Linked DNA regions of Mus musculus: region 2 is linked to region 1. Evidence: chromatin contacts called from ENCODE Hi-C or POLR2A ChIA-PET data. All regions are on one chromosome and are shown on one strand. Each heading gives the region's core, a stretch centred on a gene start or an enhancer-like site at or near the end of the contact. The rest is flanking DNA. Distances are from core to core; before and after follow the strand shown.

Region 1 (4,151 bases), core at 956-3,455:
GAGCCACCATGTGGTTGCTGGGAATTGAACTCAGGAGCTCTGGAAGAGCAGTCAGTGCTCTTAACTGCTGAGCCATCTCTCCAGCCCGACTTCTTGTTTCTATCTCCTCCAATGACCCCTCCCTCCCTGCCCAACACACACACACACACACACACACACACACACACACACACACACACATTCACACATTCACACATTCACATATACTCAAACACTCACACACATCCACACTCACACACATTCACACATACTCAAACACACACATCCACACTCACACACGTTTACACATACTCAAACACACACACACACACACACACACATACTCACTCACACATACACATTCACACATACTCAAACACTCACACTCATACACACACATACTTAAACACACACACTCAAACACACACACTCATACACATTCACACATACACACACACACACACACACACACACACACTCACTCACACACTCCGTCTCTGTCTCCGTGCCCCCCAACCCCCTCAGTGCAGACAAGCTGACATTAAAGGCTAGGTCCCTACCTCCTTCCCCAAGTATATGCCAGGACTCTCCTGTAGGATCCACTGAGAAGCTTGGACAAGGGAGACGTGCAGGAGACCAGGCTAGGCCTCTGGGCTACTGCATTAAGGAGCACACACATGCTTATCTCATGCACGAGCTAACTCCAGGGAACTGACTCCTGCCAGCCAAACTCATAAGAGACTGAAACATTTGAAGTAGAAATTTACATATAAGCTAGGTGTATTGGGAGAAATTATTCATCTCCGGTGACCAAAATATTTGCACCTGTTAGCGACAGTAGTCTTTTATCTTTTATTTTCAGCAGAGAGAAATTTATATGCCAGGGGTATTTAAATGTCAGGAGTGGGCGTGCTGGCAATGGTTTGGCCAGGGTTAGAAGCAAGCCTCAGTAGCCCATTTGCAGAAAGCCTCAGGGAAGAAGAAAGATTTATGAGGTGAGAGCCTGCCTGGGCTGCCTCCTCTCCGGGAAAGGCGTCCCTGCAGTATTTTCTGTCTTTCAAATTGCAGCTGAAAGCAGATATTTTCCCCCTTGCCTATTATACCTCTTAATTTGTCTCTCCCTATGCTGTTGTCTCTATAAAGAGTTTTGCATGAGAGACCCACACAGCAGTGTTATTTTGGCCCCCGGTGTGAGGTTTAACAGCAAGGGAAGGACTAAAGTCCACGGATGCATGTGTCTTGGGGCAGGGGCACACGGTGTCTGATAACACATGCCGGTGTATGTGTGGGCTTGTGGAGGTGGCTTGGGTATGCCTGTGCACGTCAATGTTTTGCTTATATAGACCTGTCTAGATACACTTTGGCATAATTGCTAGGGTGTCCGTGCTGAAATTAAGTGTATATTTGCATGTAAGCACACACCCACAAGGTAGCCTCTGTATGCATAAAAATGCAAATGTTCACATACATGCATATCCTATGTATGACCCGTGCATATGTCCAGGTCCCCGCCTCTCTCTCTGTCTGTCCCTCTCTCTTCTTGCTTCTCATGTTAGCATCCCTCGCCAACCCCACCCAAGGGCCTTGGCCACATTTTTGGTGGCGGTTTGCGAGGAACCCTGGAAATACTGATTCAGCCAGACATAACCACAGCCACAGCTCTCGGGTTTGGTCCAGCCATCCCCATCCCCCCCAGAGCGAAGCAGCTGTACTACCGCGGCTGGTCTGAGCTCTGGGCATCCCTGGCTACCAGCAACCTGGCAATCCCCGGCTGGTGCTGAGAAGTGACAGGGTCGCCCAACGATGGGCAGCGCCTTACAGAACAACCTGGTCTCCTGGCCCTTCCGGGGGGAGACCGAAACACAGAGCGGCGCTAGGCGGAGGTGGGCGGTGGAGGGGGCGTCTCGGTCTTTCGGAGTCCAGCGAACGCTGGGCAGAAACCAATGGGTGATTGTGGCCCATCGGGGATCCCTCGGAAGCAGCCAATGACCTCTCTCCGCTCTGCACCCCGCCCTCTCCACAGCGCGCAGCTGGACCATTGGAGCTAGCAGGATGGGGGAGCGCAGCGCCAGCATTTGGAGCGGGGGGCGTGGCCCAGACTGTGACCCGCCCATCTTTCCCGGCTAGGTTCCCCATTGGCCGAACTGCGGTGCCGCGGCGGGCGGAGAGGAGGGGCGCGAGGCGCGCTGTAGGCGTGGCCTGAGGGCGTGGCTGGCGGGGGGCGGGGCAGCGGCGCTGTCGCAGTGAGAGCCGGAGCAGCGGCGGCCCGTCTGGAGCTGCGGCGGGTGAGCCTGCGCGGCTAGCGGAGCCGCGGGGCCGGGAACAGGTGATCGCAGCAGGAGACCCGCGCCCTCCCGAGTTGCGGCGCCGGAGCCAAGGCTTCCTGGCTCAGCGGCAGGCCCAGGGCTGACAGAGGCCAGCTGCAGGCTTCGCACGCGCTTCCCGGGTATCCCTCTCCCCGCGCGAGCATCTGAAGCCCCTGGGTCCCGCGCAGCCTCGGGAGCGGCAACCGCGCGCGGCGGAGCAAAGTTGTGGACGTGTCCCGACCGCCGGGCCCTGCGCCGTCACCACCGGCTGGGCTCGCGCTCTAGGAGCTGCGCTCGCCCTGCAAGCCCCGGGGGTTCCCTTTGCAAACTGCTCCAGAGGCTGAAACTTCGGGTGCCGGCGGGTCGGGGCCTGCGTCCTGCGCACCCTCCGCGAGGGCGTCGCGGACGGCATGTGACCACTCCGGCGCGGGAAGGCGCGGGAGGGCGCGGGCTCCGTGGATCAGGCGGAGGGCAGGCTGCGGCGCACGGCGGGCCCGGGCTCCAGCCGAGCAGCCCCCCTCGCCCGGGCCCCGCCGAGGCCGCCGCGCCCCCGCCCCCGCGCGGGAGGACTCGCTCCAAACTCCCTGAACTTCGGGCGGGTCCCGAAGCGGCGGCCTCGAGGTGCGCAGCCTTGCTCGGGGACCCCAGCCACTTCACTCTTGCTCCCCACCCTTGAGGACTCTGAGGACTCCCGGGGCCCCGGGCGGAGCTGACAGCCCCCTCCTGCTGGCCGCGCCGCGATGCTGGTGAGGAAAGTGCCGGGTTTCGTCCCGGCCTCGCCGTGGGGGCTGCGGCTGCCGCAGAAGTTCCTTTTCCTGCTCTTCCTCTCGGGCCTCGTCACCCTGTGCTTTGGCGCCCTGTTCCTTCTGCCCCATTCCTCTCGCCTCAAGCGCCTCTTCTCGGCCTCGCGGACCCAACAGCCCGGCCTGGAGGTGATGGCCGAAATCGCCGGTCACCACTCGGTGTCAGAGCAGGAGCCGCCTCCCAACCCTGCCCCTGCGGCTCCGGCCCCGGGTGAGGACGATCCCAGCCGCCTGGTCGGTGTTCTCCGTAGGAAAGGGTGGCTGCGGCGAACCCGCCCCACCGGGCCCCGGGAGGAAGGCAACAGGGTTGCAGCCCTCAGGCCGCAGGAAGAGAGCGTCCGGTTCACTTTCGACTACAATGGTTTCCGCAGCCGCCTTCGACACCCGGTCTTGGGGACAAGGACTGATGAGAGTAAGGAGTCCCAGAGTCTGGTGCGAGCTCAGCGAGAGAAAATCAAAGAGGTAAGCACCCCCCCCCCCAACACACACCTCCCGCCAAGACTTCTAGCTGCAAGCGATTCCCCACCTTCTTGGCCTCTCCTGGCTCCTGGTCTGCCCAAGACCCTTCAGGCAGGCCGCAGCACCGCCCCTCAATCCGAAGTTACTCTCTTTGCTTGGTGCCTACTTTAGGATAACTAGGTTAGTTCATGGCTCCTACCAACCTCCAGGTGGATTCCCCCCCCCCCCACCACCCCCGTCCCCTTTAAGTTCCTAGCCCTGGTGGGCTCCAGGCTTTCCCTGATGGGTTGCTAGTAGGAGTGGATTTTAGGTCCTTAGTTTTCGTTTGTACAGGAGGGAGCCACTAGAAACCCTCTCCCTCCCTGTGTGCCTTTTAAGTCTTGACTTCTCCTAAGCTCCAGCAGGCTCTGGAAAACCCAAGACATGTGAGGTATTTGGGGTCCTGTTTTGTAATCTCTCGGCCTCTTGCAGACCAGAGATCTCGAGCATTCCTGCTAACTGCTTCTATCGAGCGTTGCCACAATTGTACATAATTGCATGTGAAAGACGAAGGAGTGATCAATAAAGCAGTGGGAATGTTACAGAAGCTCCGAGGTTATTGGCT
Region 2 (3,677 bases), core at 1,006-3,505, 41 kb after region 1:
AATCCAGCAATGGGGAGGCAGAAAGAGATTGTCCTGTGATTGCCAATCATGTAGCCTGGCCTGATGAGTTCCAGGCCAAATGAGAGACCCTTAAAACATGGTGTATAGTGCTTCCACATGCCATGCATACGCAGCCTCAGACAGACAGACAGATAGACACACACACACACACCTCGCCTTCATAGTCCTGTCCTTTGACATTACATTGGGAACCGAAAGTTTTTCACCTCCGTTGTTTTTCTGCCTTTCTGGGCTGTCTCTGGCAGGTCATAGCGGTTTACATTAAGGCTCACATACATACAGTGATTTTATGGAGTCGGAGACTCCTGTATGAATCTGATGAAACTGTAAGCCTTCTATCCTAGAACAATGTTCCTAGCACATGTGCACAAACACATCCTACCTAGCTTTACGTGACATTTCTAGGAGTTCCCATATGCCCTGAAGCCCACCCATCAACTCCAAACCAAGACTGCTGTAAAGAACGTGAGTCTGGTATGCACACATCCTGGTCCTCTTAGCCCTGAAGGCTAGTCTAGTTCTTAGCAGATCGGCTGTGTGTAATGGGGCGAATCTGATGGCTAGCTGAGTTATGGAGCAGTGCCCTGGTTTGCCTTGACCTGGACAGAGCTGAGCTCACTGGGGTGGGGGGCAGCTGAGACTAGTTCCATCCTGTCAATATCTAGGAAGTCTTCTTAGTCTCTGAGGCTAATTTTTAAATCAAAACTTAGGATGTAGGGGTATGGGGCAGTGGTTCAGTCAGTAAGAGCACTTGCTTTACAAGCGTGAGGGCCTGAGTTCGAATCCCAAGCACTCATGTAAAAGTCAGGCGTGGCTGTGCTTGCCTGTAACCCAGTGTTGGGGGAGTAGAAACAGGTGACTCCTGGGAGCTCAGTAGCCAGCCAGCCAGCCATTTCAGCACAGCAGAAATGGCGGGCTTCTAGTTCAGTGGGGGGACTCTTGTCTTCAAGGGGTGAGGCAGGCACTGATAGAGAAAGGCACCTGGAATCCTCCCTGGCCTCTGCATGTGTGCACCTGATTATGTACATGGAACATACACACCCCTCAGTGCATAGACCCCTCAGCGCATAGACCCCTCAGCGCATAGACCCCTCAGCGCATAGACCCCTCAGCGCATAGACCCCTCAGTGCATAGACCCCCTCAGCGCAGAGGGCGATCGACGTGAGTTGGCATTGGGGCAGGATCTTAGAAAGCCAACATCTGTGCGATTTCATCCCTGGGGATCGCTGGGGTTCTTCCAAACCTGAAACTCCCACAAGGGGTGTATGAGTCCTGTGCACCCCACAAAGATTAAGTTACACCCCCAGTTCTGGGTAGAGAGCACTGGTACAGCAGCCGTCTGCCTTCCACCCTTTCCGTGGTCATGTGGGTTGAGTGACAGTCTTGGCAGCCCCTCTTGATGAGGTCCATCTCTCGATCAGTCCCGCCCACCCTTCTTTCTCCCACAGGGCAGCAGGATCATGGTTTTGTTTTGTTGTTTTCTTCAAGACAGGGTTTCTCTGTGTAGTCCTGGCTGTCCTGGAACTTACTCTGTAGACCAGGCTGGCCTCGAACTCAGAAATCCGCCTGCCTCTATGGTTTTGTTTTTTAATGCTGAACTTGTGTTTTTATTTTTGTTTTTTGTTTTTTCTCCTTCTTGTTTTGCACATTAGAACTTTTGGGCTGTTTGATGTCAGAAGTGTTCAAACCCATGGGCTGAGGCGGTACAGCGTTAGCATTTGCTTGCAGAATTGTTGACATGGAGAAAGAGTTCTGCACATCTCCTCCAGGGAGAGGCCTCCTTTTTCTTGTCTCCTCACATTGAACATCATTCTGCCACATGAGCATGGTCAGCTGAGGTACCATTGGCAGGTACTGTGTGTAGCCAACATCCAATTATGAATTTAAACTCTTCCTGGCATCTTTACAGATTGCTGGCCAATAGCGGTCGCAGTTTTAAGTTCAGCGTGTGGTGTCTTCACTGCTCCTGGACACAGGAGCGATGCAGGATTCCTCGGCTCTGAGCTAGCCTGTGGGATGCTTCTGTGTTAGTGGACAGAGAATGCGCCTGATAGATAGGGCTGACACTGCAAGGGAAGGTGGAGGCTCCCGAGGCAGGGCCATGACTCAGGATCCTGTGTGTGGGGAACCTTATCTCAAGGTTAGACACACTGGCGGCTAGACACCAGCCGATCCTGCTGGCAGGAACTGCCTCTGAGACACATTCCATGGAGTCTCTGGCCTGCTCAGCTGTGAGCAGACCCCATAAGCCGGGCTGGCAGCTGTAATTACCACCTGTGAGGACTCCAGGAACACAGTGTTGCCCCCGTTAGACTTACAGCCATGGGCCCTGGCAGGTGGTTAATCCCAGACCTCTCCACTCCCGCGGAGGAGCATGGCCTGTGTGTAAACTGTAGAATTGCTGAGAAAGGCAGAGGTGGCCTGTCTTTCCACTTTCTTGTTTGGGTTGGGATCTATTGTATTTGCAATAATCTTTAATTATAAAAGCTATTACTATGGAGTGGATTATCAGCGTGGTTCATTTCTGCCATGTTGCTTGGTAACTTCCCCTTGTGTCCAAGACTATTTGCTGAAGAAAGGAAGCCTGTCTTTTTTTTTTTTTTCTTTCCCAGCCATTCTGCCATTGTACAGGTATAGAAAGCTCCTTAAGAAGGCTGGAGGGCTAGGGAGATGGCTCAGCGGGTAAAGGCGCTTGCCACCAAGCCCCAAGCACCTGACTGCCATCTCTGGGTGGGTTACCAGGCAACGTTACAGACCCACATGGTGGAAGGAAAGAACCAACTTCTGCAAGCTGACTTCTGATTGCTGCATGTGTGTATGTGTGTGCACGTGCACACATACAGTTAAACAAACAGATGTTTTGAACTTTCCCCCTGCCAAAGGTCTGGGGGTCTAGTTCATCAATAGAGCGCCTGCATAGTGTGAATGAAATCTCAGGTTCGATTCCTGGTACTGGGAAAAAAACAGGTGGGGGAGGACCATTCAAAGAAGTCTATATTTTCAAGAAGATGGAAAGACCCAGAATAGTTCCGAGCATCGTGTCCAAACAGATGCTGGTTCTAATCTGTTATCCTGCAGTTCTACGCCCCCACCCCCAGGATATCACCCTGACCTGTTCTGCACTCTCTCTTCCGAGGAGCCTATCCCATACACCCTCATGGAGAAGTCGTGGATCTTTAGGGTTTTAACTTCCAGTGGAAGAATTGATGACTGAGAGAGAGAGAGGACAGGCCGTTCTTAGCTGTCTTGGTTGGATACAGTCTGTTGGCTCCCTGCGAAGCCGTTCTGTTGCCCCATCCTGCTGATCTTTAAAAGTCTCTGTTAATGGAAGAAATGGCGGTAGTTCTAGCACGAACACTAAGAAGTGTCGTTCGCTCTAAAGGCACACCGGTGGGATTTTCAGATGACGCTGCCGGCAGGGGTTGGGTGGCTGTTATTTTTTTTAAGTTGAAGCACAGCTGCTCAGACCACTTGGAGAGATCGTCTGAGGGGTGTCAGTGCCCCAGCCGTGGCTGTGACCCCGAAGAAGTGGTTATCACTTAAAGATAATCACATTCCGAATTGTTCAGCTAAACCCTGGAAATGGACTGATTGGCATATTTAAATCTCATCTTCCAGCCATGTGCTAATTACCATAGCCTAGTTGGGGAGAAGA

What was found. A loop is a pair of places that touch in the nucleus more often than their neighbours do. ChIA-PET counts read pairs that join two places held with the same protein, here RNA polymerase II (POLR2A).
Region 2: a map of heart shows a loop between it and region 1 (1.9-fold over the local background). The contact joins the enhancer-like site here to the promoter of Man1c1 in region 1. A Hi-C loop is called at or near these places in 6 of 37 maps with a recorded cell type or tissue (gastrocnemius, heart and left cerebral cortex). POLR2A ChIA-PET finds 5 or more read pairs at or near these places in 1 of 5 experiments (Patski).

Annotation. Positions count from the first base shown.
Region 1 is chr4:134,702,344-134,706,494 of GRCm38, reverse strand. It overlaps Man1c1 (mannosidase, alpha, class 1C, member 1), which reads left to right and starts at 2,205. Exons shown (of 12, transcript NM_207237.3): 1 at 2,205-3,550. The coding sequence starts at 3,026.
Region 2 is chr4:134,661,774-134,665,450 of GRCm38, reverse strand. The region is part of intron 1 of Man1c1 (mannosidase, alpha, class 1C, member 1); the gene reads left to right. Among named protein-coding and RNA genes, the nearest start is that of Man1c1, 41 kb to the left of the region's middle. Within about 2 kb of position 2,255, at least 1 of the 3 ENCODE cell types and tissues checked has a DNase peak (open chromatin) inside an H3K27ac peak, as active enhancers do; it is heart, where a contact is called at or near this core.